Linked DNA regions of Homo sapiens: region 1 is linked to region 2. Evidence: read pairs that join two places in POLR2A ChIA-PET (ENCODE). Cell type or tissue: PC-9. All regions are shown on one strand. Links, peaks and the distances in the headings refer to the core of each region. The heading gives the core; the rest is flanking DNA.

What was found. ChIA-PET counts read pairs that join two places held together with the same protein. Peaks named below come from ENCODE experiments on the same cell type or tissue, not always from the same donor. Only the 100,000 strongest peaks of a DNase experiment are listed, where the experiment ranks them.
Region 1: POLR2A ChIA-PET joins it to region 2 with 5 read pairs; 9 of 35 experiments call an interaction of 5 or more read pairs at or near these places.

Annotation. Positions count from the first base shown.
Region 1 is chr11:112,096,505-112,108,042 of GRCh38, forward strand. No RefSeq gene overlaps it. Among named protein-coding and RNA genes, the nearest start is that of SDHD, 15 kb to the left of the region's middle. RefSeq lists a silencer at 3,267-3,475. In PC-9, for the core only: no CTCF peak of the experiment used is centred there; no DNase peak of the experiment used is centred there.
Region 2 is chr11:112,153,180-112,163,272 of GRCh38, forward strand. It overlaps IL18 (interleukin 18), which reads right to left. Exons shown (of 6, transcript NM_001562.4): 2 at 1,796-1,882; 3 at 413-424. The coding sequence starts at 1,874. Among named protein-coding and RNA genes, the nearest start is that of IL18, 5.9 kb to the right of the region's middle. RefSeq lists a silencer at 4,087-4,381. In PC-9, for the core only: no CTCF peak of the experiment used is centred there; DNase peaks (open chromatin) are centred at 3,192 and 4,262; H3K4me3 peaks cover 1,408 bases; H3K27ac peaks cover 5,273 bases.

The DNA of each region.
Region 1 (11,538 bases), core at 2,201-10,200, 54 kb before region 2:
GAAGAGTATGTGTTTATGAATGTGTACTAGGGGTTAAAGACATGCTCTCCTTGATGTGCCTGTGGTCTTGTAGAGACTCAAGTGTGCATTAGGGTTTAGGAAGAGGTGATTAATTCTGTTTTGGGGTGGGTAAAAGGTTTCAAAAGAGGGTGATGCCTGAATAGCAGTGGCACACCAACAGATAGTGGTGGTGGGACCAGTCCACCCTGGTGGGAGAGAATATATAAACAATATTCTGACATTGTTTAGAATTGCTGATGCTTGATGATGATAAAAAACAAATGGACTAAAAGTCAATTTTATTGTTTTAAAATTCTCTATAGACGATCCCCTCCCCACCTTGTAGTGTCATTCCTTCCCTTCCCTAGCTCTCAGTATACTGCTGCTGTAGAGTGGAGTGATGAAATGGAGTCTTCCATAAAGTCAAAATGGGGATGGCAGTGACTCTGGATAATATGGGAATCCATAGCTATCTCTAGTACCATCAGATCCTAGATATACAAGGCTGTCTAGTGCTAATAAGCTTCATTAGATGGTGAACGAAGTTGGAGTGGAGGCTGGTTGGGCACTGCCTGCCCCATGTCCCTGCTGGTTTGGTCATTAGGATGGAGCTGAGCTGTCTTTGGGAAGTCAGTAGGTTGCTGTGAGCTGCTGGAAAATGAGGCAAGATTCCGGAAGGGTGCTGTGGCTCATGCCTGTAATCCCAGCACTTTGGGAGGCTGAGGCAGTAGGATTGCTTGAGGCCAGGAGTTTAAAACCAGCGTGGGCAACATAGCAAGACCCTGTCTCTACAAAAATACAATAAAACAAAAAAAAGATTAGCCGGGCATCACTGGCAGTGGCATGTGCCTGTAGTTCTAGCTACTTGGGAGGCCGAGGTGGGAGAATTGTTTGAGCCCAGGAGTTTGAGGTTACAATGAGCTATGATCATACCACCGCACTCCAGCTTAGGTGACAGAGTGAAATCTTGTCTCTTTAAAAAAAAAAAAAATCCAAGGGCTAACAGCAATAGTAGTTTCTGACGGTAAGCAGGACATGATCAGAACTGTGCTTTAGAAATAATTTGGGTACCATTAGGTGGGTTAATAAGCTAGAGGTAGAAGGACATGTGAGGGGATAGAGACAGAATAAAGGGCCTGAACTTTGAGAGTAGCAGTGGAAGTAGGAGTCAATCTCAAAAGGTATTGTAGAAGTCAAAAACATTAATTCATTCATTTGATAGATACTAAGTACCTCATGTAATCAGCACTGTGCCAGGTACTGTGGATAACGATAAAATTTTACCTGCCTTTGAAGGGAATTCATAGTCTAATTGGGGCAACAGAAGAATGACTGCAATACGGTGTAGTAAGTGCAGTGATGGTGAAGCACGTCATGCGCTGTGATGTAACAAAGGGTGCAGTAAGGATTTGCCTGCAAGTTTCCTGGAAGAGAAGATTTGTAACCTGGGTTTTGAAAGATAAGGAGCTGACAGTGGCTGGGGAAGCTGGGATGAGGTGTAGGGTTGACTGGAGGATGGCAGATCAAGCAAAAGATGATATGTAGTTTGGTATGACCCAGCACAGGGAGGGACTGATTGTAGAGGACCTTATATGCCACGATAAGTAATTGAAACTTTATCTTTTTTTTTTTTTTTTTGAGACAGAGTCTGACTCTGTGGCCCAGGCTGGAATGTAGTGGCGCGATCTTGGCTCACTGCAACCTCTGCCTCCCATACTCAAGACATCCTCCCACCTCAGCCTCTTGAGTAGCTGGGACTACAGGCACATGCCACCATCCCTGGCTAATTTTTGTATTTTTTGTAGAGATGGGGTCTTGCTCTGTTGCCCAGGCTGGTCTCAAACTCCTGGCCTCAAGTGATTCACCCACCTCCGCCTCCCAAAGGGCTGGGATTTCAGGCGTGAGCCACTGTGCCTGGCCTGCGACTTTATCTTGACAGCAATATGGAGTTACTGAAGACTTAATTATGCAAACGGCATGATCCAATTTTTATTTTAAATAGGTTTTGCTGACAGCTATGTAAAGAATGGATTTGTGGGAGGTAAGCATGGAAACAGATTATTTTAGTGACCCAGAAAAGAAATAATGAATTGTGAAGGCAATTGTAGCTAGAATGAAGGAGAGAACAAATTTAAGAAATATTTAGAACTTAGAATCAATGAGAGTTATACTAAGATGTGAACGCTTGAGGGAGGAAGGAGCTTTGCTCAATTTTTTGTTGTAAATAGGTGGATGGGAGGTAGTGTCATTAAAGAAAAATGTTGAAGGAAAATTAGATATGGTACTGGAATCAGTAACTACTGAAGTTTTGGATTTGTGAGACGGCTAGGAAGAGATAGAATTTGTAGACTTCTATTTTTTGGCAATATGGCAGACTCAATTTTAGAAAGTATTTACTTTGATATGAAGCCTGTTAGAATGTTAAACAAGAACACCTTTAAAAATATTTCATTTATTTATTTGGGACGGAGTTTCACTCTTGTTGCCCAGGCTGGAGTGCAATGGCATGATCTCGGCTCACTGCAACCTCCGCTTCCTGGGTTCAAGCGGTTCTCCTGCCTCAACCTCCTGAGTAGCTGGGATTACAGGTGCCCACAACCACACCTGGCTAATTTTTGTATTTTTAGTAGAGATGGGGTTTCAGCTATGTTGGCCAGGCTGGTCTCAAAACTCCTGACCTCAGGTGATCCACCCACCTCGGCCTCCCAAAGTGCTGGGATTACAGACCACTGCACCCGGCCAAAACATATTATTTAGTTTGCAAAAAGAAATCTTCTGGAGCCAGACCAAAGTAAGTCTGCAGCTAGGGAGGTAAGCAAGTGCTTAGGGTATCAGTTGCCCCTAAGAGTATCTACTAAGCCCAGGTGGCCCAGAGTTCTAGTCTTCTTCTTCTTATTATTATTATTATATATATATTTTTGAGACAGAGTCTCGCTCTGTCACCCAGGCTGGAGTGCAGTGGTGCGATCTTGGCTCACTGCAAGCTCCGCCTGCCAGGTTCACACCATTCTCCCACCTCAGCCTCTGGAGTAGCTGGGACTACAGGCGCCTGCCACCATGCCCGGCTAATTTTGTTTTCATATTTTTAGTAGAGACGGGGTTTCACCGTGTCAGCCAGGATGGTCTTGATCTCCTGACCTCATGATCCGCCTGCCTCGGCCTCCCAAAGTGCTAGGATTACAGGCATGAGCCACCACGCCTAGCCATTATTATATTTTTTTGAGTCAGAATCACGCTCTGTTGTCCAGGTTGGAGTGCAGTGGCGTGATCAAACTCACTGCAGCCTTGATCTCCTGTGCTCAAGTGATCCTCCCACCTCAGCCTTCTGAAAGTAGCTGGGATTACAGACTTGTGCCACCATGCCTAGCTAATTTTTTTGATTTTTAGTAGAGATGAGGTCTCACTGTGTTGCCCAGGCTGGTCTCAAACTCCTGAGCTCAAGTAATCCACCTGCCTTTGCCTCCCAAAGTGCTTGCATTATATGCTTGCGCCACCATGTCTGGCCGGATTCTAGTTTTAAGAAGGTGGCACATAGGCCAGGAGAAAAGCTTAGGGCTCAAACCAGGGAGTTAGAATGAAGATTCCCCTAAACCAAGAACCATAAAGAGTTTTGCCCTCAGAGAAAGGGTGAATTAGAAAAAATGATATTTGCTCACACCTGTAATCCCAGCACTCTGGGAGGCCGAGGCGGGTGGATCATCTGAGGTTGGGAGTTCGAGACCATCCTGACCAACAGAGAGAAACCCTGTCTCTACTAAAAATACAAAAAAAAAAAAAAAAAAAAGGGCCGGGCGTGGTGGTGGGTGCCTGTAATCCCAGCTACTCGGGAGGCTGAGGCAGGAGAATTGCTTGAACCCGGGAGGCAGAGGTTGCGGTGAGCTGAGATCACACCATTACACTCCACCCTGGGCAACAAGAGTGAAACTCCATCCCCCCCAAAAGAAAAACTGATATTTATCTGAAAAAGCAGAGAGCAGAGCAATGTGTGTATCTTGCCTTGGCTCAGGTTGGAGGAAAGAGTCTCTTCTGAGAATGTGTGGCTAAGAGCCAGTCCTCATGCCAGTTTGGAGTCCGAGTTCAAGTTACCTGCATATCTAAAAAGGTTACATGGGGCAAATTTAACTTTGACCTAGGTTTGTAGGGCATGGTAGTCAGCACAAATCCTCACCAGAGAGAGAAGGGTTACCCCAACACAAGCTTCAAAAATCCCCATAAAGTTCCAGTGAACGTGAACTGTCAGCAAAAATCACAGTACTGGAATGTCCTGAGCAAGAGTCAGCACAAATAAACAGAACCATACCCACAAAGAATTCAGACCCTGGAATTTTCAGATACACATTATAAACATAAGATGAGATATAAGTCTAAATATAAGTCAGCTTTCTGCTCAGGGATCAGAAAGCTTTTGGAGAGAGTGGTATATACTTGATGTTATCGTCTCAATTCATAGAATCTTAAAAAGTAGATGTCTACTTAGGAGAGTTTTCTCCTCTGGACACCTGATAATGAGTGTCAGGGTCAATTCCCAGTGGGGCTGAATGTTCAGTTTCTGAGACCTAAGCACCACTGTGAAGCATGTATCCATGACTATGGGCCTGGAGCTTCAGAACGGTGTCTATGAGATTAAAATACCCAAATGGTCATTTCCAATGTGGTTCTAACTCTAACTTTCATCAGTGACTGTTTCTAAACTAGTCTTCCAGGCCAGGTGCAGTGGCTCATGCCTGTAATCCCAGCACTTTGGGAGGCCGAGGCAGGCGGATCGCCTGAGGTCAGGAATTCGAGACCAGCCTGGCCAACATGGTGAAACCCTGTCTCTACCAAAATATACAAAAATTAGCCGGGTGTGGTGGCATGCGCCTGTATAGTCCTAGCTACTTGGGAGATTGACGCGGGAGAATTGCTTGAACCCAGGAAGTGGAGGTTGCAGTGAGCTGAGATTGCGCCACTGCACTCCAGCTTGGGTGACAGAGTGAGACCCTGTCTCAAACATATAAATATAGGGCCTGGCACAGTGACTCACGCCTGTAATCCCAGCACTTTGGGAGGCTGAGGCAGGTGGATCACCTGAGGTCAGGAGTTTGAGACCAGCCTGGCCAACATGGTGAAACCCCGTCTCTACTAAAAATACAAATATTAGCCTGCCATGGTGGCTTATGCCTGTAGTCCCAGCTACTCAAGAGGCTGAAGCAGGAGAATTGCTTGAACCCGGGAGGCGGAGGCTGCAGTACGCCAAAATCATGTCACTGCACTCCAGCCTGGGCAACAGAGTGAGACTCAGTCTCAATAAATAATAATATAATATAATATAAATATAAATAAAAAACTAGTCTTTCAGTTGTAGATTATGCTGGTGATGATGGGAGACACAATGTATCTATTGGTATTCTTTTGAGAAACAGAGTTTGTAAATTGGGCATAAGACTATGTATATGAGATTCATTTTTGAAAAAATACAAGATTACTACATACCAAGGATGAAATCTGTTACGGGATGTGTCAAGCCCAGCCTCATAGAGTGTTTCTATAATAGTTTAATATGAAAGCTTATGAAGATTTTAAGAAGTAAATTGCAATATCATCAGGCCTATGTATAAAACTTAAAAACGTAAAACTAAGGGAGGCTGGGCGCGGTGGCTCATACCTGTAATCCCATCACTTTGGGAGGCTGAGGCGGGCGTATTATGAGGTCAGGAGTTCGAGACCAGCCTGGCCAATATGGTGAAATCCTGTCTCTACTAAAAATACAAAAATTAGCCGGGTATGGTGGCATGAGCCTATAGTCCCAGCTACTCGAGAGACTGAGGCAGGAGAATTGCTTGAACATGGGAGGTGGAGGTTGCAGTAAGCCGAGATGTGCCACTGCACTCCAGCCTGGGCTACAGAGCAAGACTCTGTCTCAAAAAACAACAACAACAACAAAAAAACCAAAAAAAAAATAATAAGGGAAAGCTGTAGTCTACCAGAAATGTTATAAACTATTATTAAAAAGTTTTTTTTTTTTTTTTTGAGATGGAGTCTTGCTCTTTCACCCAGGCTGGAGTGCAGTGGTGCAATCTCAGCTCACTGGAACCTCTGCCTCTGGGTTCAAGAGATTCTCCTGCCTCAGCCTCCCGAGTAGCTGGGATTACAGGCACCCGCCACCACGCCTGGCTAATTTTTGTATTTTTATTAGAGACAGGGTTTCACCATGTAGGCCAGGCTGGTCTTGAACTCCTTGCCTCAAGTGATCCGCCTGCCTTGGCCTCCCAAAGGATTACAGGCGTGAGCCACTGCACCCAGCCTCAAATGGTCTTTAATGTTGGTGTTTCTTTGTATATTTGTTCTGGATTATTATAATTAAAATGAACAATACATTGATATGATTAATAAATTAATGCATTGATATGATAAATAAAATGAGTAAGCCTCTTAGGTAAGACTTTTTTGACTAGTACTTTATAAAGTTTGAGCCAGTTTGTCCCTGTCAATTGAGCTATTATTATATTATTATTTTTGCAGCATGAAAATTATTGAGCTGGAGGTAGTTTGGGAGAAACCAAGCAGTATGAAACAGTCTTGACAAAACCAATGTCCTTCCTCTTATCCACCCTTCTACCCCCAATGAGGGCAGAGTGTTGTATTTTAATCCCTCTTATATACAGAAATCAGATTGAACAACTATTGTTATAATACCAACGCTGGTAAAGCTAGAAAGGGCTGTTTGTATAAGGTGGCGGCCTTTTTTTTTTTTTTTTTGAGACGGAGTCTTGCTTTGTCACCAGGCTGGAGTGCAGTGGCACGATCTTGGCTCACTGCAATCTCTGCCTCCTGGGTTCAAGCAATTCCCCTGCCTCAGCCTCTTGAGTAGCTGGGATTACAGGCACCCACTACCATGCCCTGCTAATTTTTTGTGTTTTAGTAGAGACGGGGTTTCACTATGTTGGCCAGGATGGTCTCGATCTCCTGACCTCGTGATCCACCCGCCTCAGCTTCCTAAAGTGCTGGGATTATAGGTGTGAGCCACCGTGCCCGGCCAAGGTAGCAGGCTTTAAAGCATGACCTTTAGCATGCACTTTATTCTTAATGACTGAAATTTGCTTTGGGTGTTGGAGTATCTTTAGTAAGTCATTAGTTTCTTTTCCATTTTTGATTCAGTTGTCTGAGGAAGTTAGGAAACCCCTTTGTTTGCACAATGTGCTGAAATCACAAGCAATCCTGAAAGTTCATCTGTAGACAATATGGATGTTAACTCTTAATCCTTTAGCGTGATGGCGTGTTCTTAATAGAGCTATCAGTTTAGCTGTCTAAGCTGTTGCTTATAAAGTATTCCAAAATGGAATATTTCAAAGTTATAGCATATTTGGTGCAAAGTATACCTTGATTCATTTTTAATTATGAGTCATAATCAAAAGGCAATATATCAGGGTTGTACAGGAGAACATCAGTCAAATCAAGACTGGGCATGCTTAGATTTTAAATATTGGACAATATTGAGATTCCTCTTCATCAGGAAGGGGAAATAGGGCAGCTAGATTTAGATTGGAGCAGTATTTAACAGCTAAAAAGGAAGCAGACAAATAATATAGAAGGTAATGAGCTTGTAATGAGTCCCTAGTTTTGAGTAAACATCACTAAAACAACCAGTCTGTCTTTTTTTTTTTTTTTTTGAGATGGAGTTTTGCTCTTGTCTACGCTGGAGTGCAATAGCACTATTTTGGCTCACTGCAACCCCCACCTTTCGGGTTTAAGCAATTCTCCTGCCTTGGCCTCCTGAGTAGCTGGGATTACAGGTGTGCGCCACCACACCTGGCTAATTTTTGTATTTTTAGTAGAGACGGGGTTTCACCATGTTGGTCAGGCTGGTCTCAAACTCCTGACCTCAGGTGATTCACCCACCTTGGCCTCCCAAAGTGCTAGGATTACAGGCATGAGCCACCGCACCCAGCTGACAACCAGTCTTTCATGTACAAACAATGAGAAGGCTTTAGCATAGTTAGGAAATGCCCAAGTTCGAGATGATTTTGAGAGGTTATTATTTAAGAAAGAAAATGCCTGTTGAACATTTGTATCCTATGGGCAGAGCTGTGAGTTATTAAGTGAACTCATACAGTGTTTTAGTTAATCTAAATAAGTAAACTACCAAACATGTCTAATTATATTTAGTATCTCTCCTTTCATGAGATAATAAAACATTATGGCCATCCGGGTCACTCCAAAGAAAGTTTAGATGTAAAAGGCCTCTTAATAATTCAATCATTCTTCATTTAGGTCTTAAGTTAGGAAATTAAGAAAATTGTCAAAGAAAATTGGCTTAAATATATGCATAAGTCAGGGTGGGCGCGGTGGCTCACCCCTGTAATCCCAGCACTTTGGAAGGCCAAAGTGGGCAGATCACGAGGTCAGGTGTTCAAGACCAGCCTGGCCAATATGATGAAACCCCGTCTCTGTTAAAAATACAAAAATTAGCCGGGCATGGTGGTGCGTGCCTGTAGTCTCAGCTACTTGGGAGGCTGAGACAGACGAATCTCTTGAACCAGGGAGGTGGAGGTTGCAGCGAGCTGAGATCATGCCACTACACTCCAGCCTGAGTGACATAGCGAGATTCTGTCTCAAAAAATATATATATATATATATAGAGAGAGAGAGAGAGAGAGAGAGAGAGAGAGATGCATAAGTCATAAATACCAAAATACAAGAAAACATCTTGCTTTAAAGTGACAATATGCACAATAGGAGGGTTTTTTTTAAGAACTGAGGAGCTTTTGGTTAGATTGATTCAAGAGTGTGATGACAAAGGTACAAAAACTTTATTTAAAGATTGAACTTATTCTGTATTACGAATTTTCTCTTTAAAAATGGTTTATGAGCTTTTTTTGGCTACTAATCTTAATATTTCATTATATGTGTATGGTTATATATATACAAATAGATGGTATTTTAAAGCTTTTGACTAGTTTTTTTTTTTGGAGACAGAGTCTCCCTTTGTCGCCCAGGCTGGAGTGCAGTGGCACAGTCTCTGCTCACCGAAGTCTCCACCTCTTGGGTTCAGGCAATTCTCCTAACTCAGCCTCCCAAGTAGCTGGGACTACAGGTGAGAGCCACCATGCCTGGCTAATTTTTGTATTTTTAGTAGAGACGGAGTTTCACCATGTTGGCCAGGCTGGTCTTGAACTCCTGTCCTCAAGTGATCTGCCTGCCTCGGCCTCCCAAAGTGCTGTGATTACAGGCATGAGCCACTGCATCCGGTCTTGACTAGCTTTAAAATACGGTTAACCTTGTTAGCATAGTATGTAAGCAAGCACATGTATCTTATTGAATTTTTTGCCTTAGTAAACTAAAAATTCTCTTGATAAATAGACAAAACATATCCATTTTCAAGTATATATATGTATATATATAGCAACAACTATATCTAGTGTAGTCTTTTTTTTTTTTTTTTGAGATGGAGTTTTGCTCTTGTTGCCCAGGCTGGAGTGCAATGGCACAATCTTGGCTCACCGCAACCTCCACCTCCTGGGTTCAAGCAATTCTCCTGCCTCAGGCTCCCGAGTAGCTGGGATTACAGGCATGCGCCACCACATCTGGTGGCTAATTTTGTATGTTTAGTAGAGACGGGGTTTCTTTATGTTGATCAGGCTGGTCTCGGAACTCCCGACCTCAGGTGATCCGCCCGCCTCGGCCTCTCAGAGTGCTGGGATTACAGGCGTGAGCCACTGCGCCCAGGCTATCTAGTGTAGTCTTAATCATAGACATTAGTTACAATCATTAACTACAGCAATAAATTTGTTTCCTCACAGACAAGAGAAAACCATCAGGCAGGTGACTAAGAGCTGACACACAGAGTACCTTCATAAACACTAATATCACCCAAAGGCATAGGGACATTCTCTTAAGCATGCTAATTGATGCTCAATATATATAAAAATACAGTTAAAGGCATAATAAAACTAGATTGGTGACCTATGCTTTGTATTTTCTAGCTTACCTAGAAATTGTCCAGGTGTCTAAGGATGATTTACTAATTAACTTAAATAATAGGAGGGGAAAGAGAAGAAATACAGGGTAAATGGCCCCAAATAAGATGGTAAAAAAGAAAACCAGATATGGCACTAATCTCTGACAGAATAAATGGGTTAAATCTACTGGTCAAATTATAGATATCAGGTGAGATAAAACAAAATACAGCTATATACTATATAAGAGATATGATTAAAATATAAGGACGTAAAAAGGGCAAAAGGGATAAAAATGGATATTCTTTCAATACAAACCAAAAGAAAGCTGGTATATATGTATTTATATCATTCAAAGTAGACTTTAGGGCAAAAAGCATTATTAAATATAGAGTCAGGCTGGGCATGGTGAGTCATGCCTGTAGTGGCAATTTGGGAGGCCAAAATTGTTGGATCTCTTGAGGCCAGAAGTTCAAGACCAGCCTGGGCAACAAAGCGAGACTCCGGTTCTATAAAAAAATGAAAATAATAAAAAATTTGCCTGGTTCAGTGGCACATGCCTGTAGTCTCAGCTACTTGGGAGGCTGAGGCAGGAGGATTGCAGGAGCCCAGGAGTTTGAAGTTGCAGTGAGTTATGATCAGCTATTACACTCCAGTCTGGATGACAGACTGAGACCCTGTCTCAAAAAAATAAAAGTCATTACATTACAATAAAAATTCACCAATATGTTATAACAGTCTTGACCTTTATGTACCTGATAATAGCCTCAAAATTTCTAAAACAAAATGACAGAATTCCAGAAGAAAGCATGGAAAATTTCAGGTGTATTTCAGAGGTGGACAGATTAGTTAAAAAAATTAACGACATATTTAAACAATAAAATATTTAACAATAAAAGTAACAAGTTTGATTTAGCGGACATATGTAGAACTTTGTACCTACCCGTAAGAGAATATATGTTCTTTTGAAAAACATACCTGACCATGTATATAGACTACAATAAAAAAAAAAAAAGCCTCAACAAATACTGATGAGTATCACACAGAACGACTTGAGGAGGGGCTCAGGATGCAAGATGTATCTAGTACTTTCTTCTTCTACCAGGAAGATCAAAAATAATGAGTAATGTGTCATCTAAGAGAGAACACTGGAATCCAACAGAGAACTTACAGAAAACACCAGTAGCAAGGAAGGAGAAGGAAGCGAGGAAGTCTGCTCAGCTGGGGTCATCTGGGAACCTATAGAGGCTCCCTTAATGCGGAGAAAGGGTAAGTGAAAGACCCCCAAATGTCCACATTCCCACCATGGTTCCCTGCAATCCTAGCTATAGGAGAGTCCCTTGACCTTTGTGGTCCCTGAGACTAATATAGGGAGCTGCCCGGAGACCACATAACAGCATTGCTCCACAGAGGGAGCTCATGCTGAGTCCTACAAACTCCAAAGTCCTTAAGCAGTGGCAGTTGCCAACCCCCAGCAGACTGAATCCTGCCTTAGGGTCCAACAGCCTCCGCATCTCCACATCCCTGGAGCCCCATTGACATTCCCTATCCACAGCTGCTACCCATGGAAATGCAAGCAGCCTTCTCAGTGCTTTTGTGGCAA
Region 2 (10,093 bases), core at 1-8,000:
AACCCGGGAACCTTCCAGGCTTCTTCCCAAAGCATTTCTGAGAGGAGGTGTTACTGATTTTGGACAATTCTAATGCTTCAATCCCTTTTTCCTATGCAACGCTCCCCCTACAACAGAATCCATGACTTCATGCTAATCTTAGGACCTATGAAACAGGCAAAGTCTATTTTGTAGATTCTAAGAGCTGGAGAATTTTTTAAGGCATAGAGAAGCATCTTTTGCTAGAGGTTCTTCTTTGTATCTCTTATGATCATCTTCATTCCAAAGCTGTGCTACTGAGTCCACATTTCTTTGAAGGCAGATTGGTAGCATGAGAACCATTTTTTTTTTTCCTCAGCTGACAATGGTGAGATAGATGTGTCTCAAGCAGATACTTAGTTTGCAAAGAAAAATAAATTCATTTCTACTTTACCATCATCTTCAGCTAAGAGGGGGAAAAAGAGAGAAACAGAATATGTAAAATTTTGTATTTCGACTCAGAATTCAATCTCATTCTAGCTTTTACTTTTGCTACTCCTCTTTCTCGAACTCCTATTTTTATGGTTTAAGGGTCTGTCTTGGCTTTCATCAGAATATTATATAATCATCCAAAAGGCCCATAAAATGAAGCTTATCAGACTTAGTGTGTTCTCAGGTAATTTAGACATAAAACTTAAACCTAGGGTTTAAAAATTTCAATATGTAACTAAAAATAAATTTTATAAAATTAGAGATTTTACTTTTAAATTTATTGCTTAAACGGAAAGTCACCTAAGAAAAGTCAACTAATAATTTTTTATGAAGGTTTTTTTTTGTGTGTGTGTGTCAGGGTCTACTGTCATGCAGGCTGGAGTGTAGGGGTGGGATCATAGCTCACTGCAGGCTCAAATTCCTAGGCTCAAGTGATCCTCCTGCTTCAGCCTCCAAAGAAGGTAGGAGGTGTCCACAGGATATTTTGCAGTTTTTTGTAGAGATGGGGTCTCACTTTGTTGCTCAGGCTTTTAAATGAAGGTTTCAAATGAAGGCAAACTTTCAAATGAAGCCAAATTGTTCACAGAAGATTAATCATAAGAATCAATTTTTAGGCCATGTGTGGTGGTTCATGCCTGTAATCCCAGCACTTTGGGAGGCCGAGGCAGGAGGATCATCTGAGATCAGGAGTTCAAGACCAGCCTGGACAACATGGCAAAACCCTGTCTCTAGTAAAAATACAAAAAATTAGCCAGGCATGGTGGGATGCACCTGTAGTCCCAGCTACTCAGAAGGCTGAGGCAGGAGAATTGCTTGAACCCAGGAGGTGGAGGTTGCAGTGAGCAGAGATTGTGCCACTGCACTCCAGCCTGGGCAACAGAAAAAAAAAAAAAAGAATCAATTTTTACTTGTCAAACATATTTACATAAAATGGTGTAATTCACAGAACTCTAAATTTAGAGAATCTCTTACATAATTTGCCAATTTGCTTTGGGAAATTGTATTTCCTGAATGCACCCAGTTTTGTACTGGGATTTTTCCCATGGAAATCCAATGAAAACTGGGATTTTCCCATGAAAACTGGGATTTTCATGATGTGCACTTACTGCCAACTGGAGAGTGAGCTACTGCTGATTAAAGTGCCAGGACACGTGGTGTGACAAGGTGCTGAGACCTTGGACATGTTGTGGTTAATTTCTAGAGGTCCACTATTTTTTTAAGAGCCATTAATATTACAGTGAAATTTGGTGACAAAAAGAGTCACTTAATAGTTCACCTCACAACATCTTTTCTAATTGAATAGATTTATCTGAACCTGGTATTTGTTCTATGGCATTAGCCTTACCTATAAAGTAAAGCGTATTGTCAATAAATTTCATTGCCACAAAGTTGATGCAATTGTCTTCTACTGGTTCAGCAGCCATCTTTATTCCTAATGAAAGCAAAGAGCCATCTGTTAAGAGACAATGATTGTACCTTTTACTACTACTTTATACTACCTTCAAGTTCAGTGGTCAGTTAATCACCTAGTATACTGATGAACAATCTTGACATTCAATAAATGCCAGAAGTTTCAGCTTATGAATACCCATGTTTAAGTGTTCTCTTACAAATCATCAGATATTTGGAAGATAGAAAGCATTTTCTCATTAAACAATATTATAAAGGGTAGATAAATGGCCTAGTACTGAACTGAATCATTATTCTAGTATTCCTTGAGAAATATAAATATATTGTCAATATAAATATAGTTTCACCTGAGGATGCCATAAACACATCTAATCGTGCCCTTTAGGAAGGACTGGCTTCATCCTTCTCTTACAACCAGTGGGTTCCTATGGGTGAGAGGCTGAAGGTTTGTGACTTCATTGTCAAAATGCTAAAGGTGAAACAATGATAAAAAAGTGCTTCCATCTGAGGGTACAGGCAGGGTGGGAGAAGGCTGAAGGGCTCTGGCATTTGGTGGCCCTCTTTCTCCCTGAGCTGCGGTGATTTTTGATCTGGAGTCTCGATTATACTATATTTTTAACACAAGTAATACATAAATACAATCTTGCTGTAAAATCAAGGGATACAGGATTTGAAAAAAATTTAAATCCTTCCATTTGCTTTTCCTTTCTGCCCCTCTTCCAATACGGTGTGCAGGCTTCCAGAATTTTGTTATGGAATAGGAGTTCTCAGTGTGAGAAATCTGTGAACTTGGATGGGGAAAAAAATACACATGTATTTTCACCAACCTCTGAAATTTAGCATTCCTCCCATGATTAGTTGCAGGAAACAAACCACAGTATTATTAGTAGTACTTGTGACTCTGTCATTAATAGAAATACCTATTTTCTGTTGTGCTACAATTATTGCAGAGATCTTGAGACATGGTTTAAACTCATTACTACTTTGAAATTACAGAAGTTTAGTCCTCACAGTAGATCTTATTATTTAATGTGTTGGTAAAAAGGCACATATATACTGCATTAAAATTTGTTTAAAAATTAAATGGTATGCAGGAGAGTATTCATAAATCTGTGCTCAAAATTTTTCTAGCATAATATGAGGCCTAGCATGTATGGTAGAGTAAGCAGGAATTTAAAACTCAGTTTAAAAAAAATTAATCTGAATTAAGCTAACCCCAAAATAGTTGTTAGTTGGTGTTATACAACTAACTTTGTATAATTTTGGCCTCCCAAAGTGCTTGAGATTACAGGCATGAGTCACTGTACCCAGGCCTTATTTGATAGTTTTATCTAGGTTTAGTTCCTTATGCTCATCTAAGTGCGAACAGTTATTAAATTTATCTTATTTAGATAACATTTTTTTTTTTTGAGATGGAGTCTCACTCTGTCACCCAGGTTGGAGTGCAGTGGCACGATCTCAGCTCACTGCAACATCCACCCCACCCCTCTCACCTGGGTTCAAGCGATTCTCCCATCTTAGCCTGGGACTCCCATCTGGGACCACAGATGCGTGCCACCACACCCAGATAAGTTTTCATATGTTTGGTAGAGACAGGGTTTCACCACGTTGCCCAGGGTGGTCTCAAACTCCTGAGCTCAAATGGTTTGCCTGACTTGGCCTCTCAAAGTTCTGGGATTATAGGTGTCAGCCACCATGCCTGGCCAACACATTTAAATAAAATAAAAACTGATGTACAAATGAATTTAAATAAACATTTAAATATTATAAAATTTAAATATTTATCAAACATTTAAATATTATAAATATTAAATTTTATAAGCTATTTATAATATTTAAATTTACAATTTAGAATTATCACCTAGTTTTTTAAAGGAGGGGATAAGGAAGACTCTTAGAGAAAAATAATATAGCAAAGGATGAAAAGATCACTAAGATAAGTCTAAACATTTTTCACCAAAACCCAAACCAACATTAATATTAAAAATCAGAACAATAATGACTAGGCTGTGAGCTCCACGAGGGCATGTTCTTTATTCACCTTTATGGCTTCATTGCTGAACAAGGCCCTATTATCAGCATCAGAAGGTGTTTGTTAATGACTGCATTAACTGAGAAGGCAGACATTTGTTAACCTGAGAGGCACTCTATGTTTTGATTAGTTATCAGTTGGTGAAATAATGATTAGCATGATCTTCTGTACATACTTTAATATTATGTAATACACACATATTTATCAAACTAATTCACCTGAAATGTACCAAGCAGTATGGGCAGGAATTGGATTAAATTACTGGTGTTTACTATTTTGAGTACATAGTTAGTCAATGAGTGAATGGATTTAGAGAAGGACAATATTTGAGCTGATTCACCAGTTAAGGTTTGAGCATTAACTATGCATCAGGAATGTGGCCAGTAGCTGACCAAACCACACATGAATGAGAGTTGGCTCCTACTCTCCAGTGACTCAGAGTCTAGTGGGAGAGAAGAATCTATAAAGAGTTACAAAATAATGTAATGAATGACGTAAGAGCTGAATTTACAAGAGATTCATTCTTTCTGTTTGATGGTGCTGGAGAAGGTTACCACAGAAAGTGATGACTGTGCTACCTTGAAAGAGAAGCAGGCATTTTCAAGGCCAGAGGAAGAGCTTCCACCAAGAAGAAGCAATGTGAACAAAGGCTAGGCAGCGGGGAGACCGAGAAAATATGGGTTGTTTGAGGCCTCAACATTTTTACCATAAATAAGGCAAATGTAGTCACATTTTACAGAAAGAATGCATTTCTAAAGATCTCACATAGTTCAAGGTTACCTTTTCTTTTCTTTTGTTTTTTGGATACAGAGTTTCGCTCTTGTTGCCCAGGCTGGAGTGCAATGGCACGATCTCGGCTCACTGCAACCTCCACTGCCTGGGTTCAAGTGATTCTCTGCCTTAGCCTCCTGAGTAGCTGGGATTACAGTCATGCACCACCACGCCCGGCTAATTTTGTATTTTTAGTAGAGACGGGTTTCTCCATGGCTGGTCTCGAACTCCTGACCTCAGGTGATCTTCCTGCTTCGGCCTCCCAAAGTGCTGGGATAACAGGGGTAAGCCACTGTGCCCGGCCTAATTTTGTATTCTTTTAGTAGTGAGGGGGGCGGGTTTCTCCATGTTGGTCAGGCTGGTCTCAAACTCCTGACCTCAGGTGATCTGCCCGCCTTGGCCTCCCAAAGGCTGGGACTACAGGCAAGAGCCACTGCGCCCAGCCAAAGTTAACTTTTCTTTGGAAAAAACGTAAAAGTTTGAGAGGAGATATTCTTGGAGTACATAAACCTACAACAACCAAAGCATATTGTTGCTTTCTTTCTTTTTTCAACTTTCTCAGCATTATTACTAGTGTTTTGTAGCCTGCTGTCTCCACACAGCCTATTATGGTGGTACTTTGGCCTTTTTAATATTGTTTTCTTGCATATAAACTTGGTTTCAACATATTTATTTGGAGTTTTTTTTTTTTTGCACAGCAGTAACAATACATCCCTTAGCACTTGGATAACATTATCATATATAAAATTATTTAAAATTATGTTTAAAAAGCACAATAATAACCTGTATGTCTGAAGAACTTCTGAGTTATTTAAAGTCTAATTTACATAATAATGACATGGAAGCAGATAATTCTACCAAGTATAAGAGACACTTGCATGTGGCAATAGTGTTAACAGTTTATAACTCATTTGACCTGACAGCTTTGAAATTATGTCATTCTAGATAAACTATTTGGAAGAGTTAACATTATTTCCATTTTGCCCATATAAACTATAATTTTTATACCGTTGCCTAATTCAATTCACATAAAATGCAACTTGCAGTATACTTTGATGAAAGCTTGGAAAGAAGAGTCAGACTACAAAGGCCTTGTGTAAGCAGACTAAAGAGTTTGAACTGTTTTTTCCTGAAAAAAAAAATACTGACTTAAATAGGAGAAAGATATGGTCAAATTTGTGTTTTAAAAACTCAACTCACTCTAGAAGCAACATAAACAATGGATCTGGTCCGTGTGCAGTGGCTCATGCCTGTAATCCCAGCACTTTGGGAGGCTGAGGTGGGTGGATTGCTTGAGGTCAGGAGTTTGAGACCAGCCTGACCAACATGGTGAAACCCTGTCTCTACTGAAAACACAAAATTAGCTGGGTGTGGTGGCACATACCTGTAGTCCCAGCTACTCGGGAGGGTGAACTGCTTAAACCCAGGAGGCTGTGGTTGCAGTGAAGTGCTCCACTGCACTTCAGCCTGGGCAGCAAAAGCGAAACTCTGTCAACACCACCACCACCACCAAGAACAAAAGAATGGACCTGATTGAACAAGATTGGACAGAGGTCAGACAACAACTACTGAAGTAATTTTAACAATTAAGAGTTGATGAGGCTATAAATTAAGGTAATGAATTCAAGAGATACTAAACAGCGGGATTTCTCAGCTGATCTGTTGTGGGTCAAACAGAAGAAGGAGGAACTGAGGATGACTTCGTAGTTTTTGGCTTGGGCAATTTGTTGAGTGGTTACCTCATTCATTAAGAAAAAAGAACGAAAATACAGCTCAAGTGTAAAATAATTAGTTCAGTTTTGTAAATCTGAGATGTGTCACAGAAGTCAAAAGAGAAAGGGTTTCAGGAGGGGCTGCTCGAAATCAAACTGTAGAGCTCCTAATTTACATATAAGCTTAAACTTGTTCATTGAATTTGGCAATTAGGAAGTTTTGGGCAACCGTAGAACAGTTTGGGTAAAGTGGAGGCAGCAGATGGTAGGTGGACAAATATCTAGGACAGAATGGGAGGGGAAAAGTAAAGACAGTGACTACAAACTATTCTTTTAGGAAGTCTGGCTACAAAGTAGAGAGTTAGGGAAGTAGTTACTGGTGGTGGGGGGAGAGTTATATACATGTACAAATTTTAATTTGGCTCCACATACATAGTTCCAATGGTAAGAGATCTAATACATTACTTTTCAAAACATGTCCTAGTTACCTGCCCCAAACTGAAACCTGGGAGTCATTCTTAACTCCTTTGTCTAATCTTTCCCTTGTCTGATAAATACTGTAGATTCTAACTCAGAAATGTCTCCAGAATTTGGTATCTCCTCTCCATCTCCAACAGCACTGTTTTAAATCAAGCCCTCATTACCCCTGGCATCTTCTATTTTAATACTCTTCTACTTGGTTTTCTTGCTTCCAGACTCTCCTCCATTGTTGCCACAGTTATTCTCTCTGCCAGGCCAGAACTTCCCCTTCCCCTGCCTTTTTTTTTTTTTTGCCTGCAAACCCTGCCTCATCTTTCATCCCGTAACTCCCAGCTTTAATAGTTCCTCTAGGAAAACTTCTCTGCTCTTTCATTCCTAGCTAATTATTCTCTCCTCAGAGTCCTACCTCCTTCACACCTGTTCATGCTTCTTAAATAGCTCTTACTACCCTAAATTGAGATTACTTTGATTAAAAATAGGTCTGTTCAGCTTTCATCTGAGTTTTAAGACAATGAGTTGTCTTTTTTCCCCTGAATTTTCAACACCTGGAAAGAGCTTACCACACAGTAAGAACTCAATAAATGTTGTATGAATAAAAGTTTGCTATGATAAACCTTGTTGCCATGACAACAGCGTAGAAAGGGATGTGTAGAATATATATATTTTTTCTATCTTAAACTTTCCCTCCACCTGAAAGCCAATGAGAAGGAGGAAGAACAGGAGGGAAGCCTGAAAACAGAATTTTAAAAATAGAATAATTTTTCTAATGTCTTCTCCATTTTTCCCTAGTAGTTTCTTTTTTATTTCATGTGTTGATTTTGAATTCTTCATTCTTATTTTCTTACAATTCTTCTTGTTAGTTCTCAATACATCTATGACTGATTACAAGTAGTGTGTTCTCATCCCCATTCCTCCTCTCCTCAATTTTCCTCTTCCTTTCTCATCCGTGTTTCTTTGCTTTAACTCTAATCTATGAAAATTATAGTATCCATTGGATAAAAATGCTTTGACTATTTCATCTAAAATTCTCAGACTACTGACTTTTTTTTTTTTTAAGAGTTATAAACCACCTCAGAAAGATCCTCCCAGGAGTAAGCAGTGACAATTTGTTCTTTAAAACAGACATAAAAATTTAGTTATGCAATACTTTGACAACTAGCCAGAGGCTAGTGAATGGTAGAATTTCATGATGGAAATTAGGACACATGAGTTCCAGTTTTGTCTGGGGCAAGTCACTTAATTTTAAGGGTCTCAGTTCCCTCATTTGGACAAGGAAGTTGGCTAGTCAGTCTTTAAGGTCTGTTCCAGCTCTACCAACCTGCAATTCTAGACTCTAGTTAAAGCTGTAAGGAGAGAACCATTGATATGTGGCAAACGGCCTAGTAACCACTTCTTCATAATTCTAAGACAGTAAATATTTATGGCATATTTATTATACAACCAGCATTGTTAAGCCACTAAGAGTTTAAAAACATACTATTAGGCTGGGCACGGTGGCTTATGCCTGTAATACCAGCACTTTGGGAGGCCGAGGCGGCTGGATCACTTGAGGTCAGGAGTTCGAGACCAGCCTGGCCAACATGGTGAAACCCTGTTTCTACTAAAAATACAAAAATTAGCCAGGCATGGTGGCATGTGCCTTGTAGTCCCAGCTACTTGGGACACTGAGGCAGAATAACTGATTGAACCCATGAGGCAGAGGTTGCAGTGAGCCGAGTTCGTGCCACTGCACTCCAGCCTGGGTGACACAGCAGGGCTCCATCTCAAACAACAACAACAACAACAAACATACTACTAGATTAAAAGTTAAAATGCCTTGAACTTGAAAAGCAACTATGATTATGTTTATCCTTGCTGTGGAATTCCAATCCTGTTGAATAGGTATGGGATGAAATGAGGGAGCATGCTACATAATTAATTACCTGAGATCAGGTAGGTAGTCATCTTGACAGCAACAAGATCAAAACCTAACTTTTCAGTTCTATAAATCATTTTATCCTTGAACATTCTGCCATCTTATTATGAATGCGTGTATGTGAGTGTTGAAGAGGTGAGAGTAGCAGAAAACTTAAAAAATAAGTTTTTAAGTTTTTGTTTTTGAGTCTGTAGACTCAAAGCAAAAAAATCAAAATGGAACTGATGTAGTTTAAATGGCCTAGTTTGAAAAGGAGAATTGAGTTGAATCTCAAAGAATGCTTAAAGATTTGAATAGATAGAGAAGGCAATGGACCAGCATTTATGTGATAATCAAAACAATGTTGTGGTGGGGGTGAACTGAATAGAGCGATGTTTTTTTCTTTTCTTTTCTTTTTTTTTTTTTTTTTGAGACATGGTCTTGCTCTATCACCCAGGCTGGAGTGCAGTGACACAGCAAACATGGCTCACTGTAGCCTTGACCTCCTGGGCTCAAGTGATCCTCTTGCCTTAGCCTTTTGAGTAGTTGGGACTACAGGCACATACTACCACATCTGGCTAATTTTTGTATGTTTTGGAGAGACAGGGTTTTTGCCATGTTGCCCAGGCTGGTCTTGAACTCCTGAGCTGAAGCAATCCACCTGCCTTGGCCTTCCAAAGTGTTGGGATTACAGGAGTGAGCCACTGCACCCAACCTGTGATTTTTGGATTGTAGTGGAACAGTCCTGCTATTTTGCAGTGAACACAAGGTAAAGTCGGATTAGATTATGGAGGGCTTTGGAAATCAGGTAAAAGAGTAAATTTAATCTCACAGGCAATAGGAAAACATTGCAGATAAAAAGTTATTTTGAAGGAAGTTTGTTTGTTTTTTTGTTTGTTTTTTTGAGAAAGTCTCGCTCTGTTTAGTGGCTGAACTCACCACAGATTTGGCTATCCTGGGCTCAAGCAGTCCTCAGCATCCTGAGTAGTTCTACAGGCATGCACCAACACACCCAGGTAATTTTTTATTTTTTTGTAGAGACTGTGTTGCCCTGGCTGGTCTCAAATTCCTGGGCTCAGGCCTGCCTGAGATTCTAGGCATGAGCTAGTGCACCTGGCCTGAAAGAAGATTTAATAGAACGTAAAGTAGCTGAATATAGGCAAAAAGACGAATTTCAGGAGTCCTAAAATTTAGGGGGTCCTAATTTTTGTTATTCAACTTCAAACAGAGATATTTATTCAGCCCTTTCCTTAATTGTGAAAGAAAATTATCTCGGGGAATGCTATATTATCCAATTGTAGCCCAGTCCAAAGGTGTGGCAGATTTCACAAGATGACTAACCAT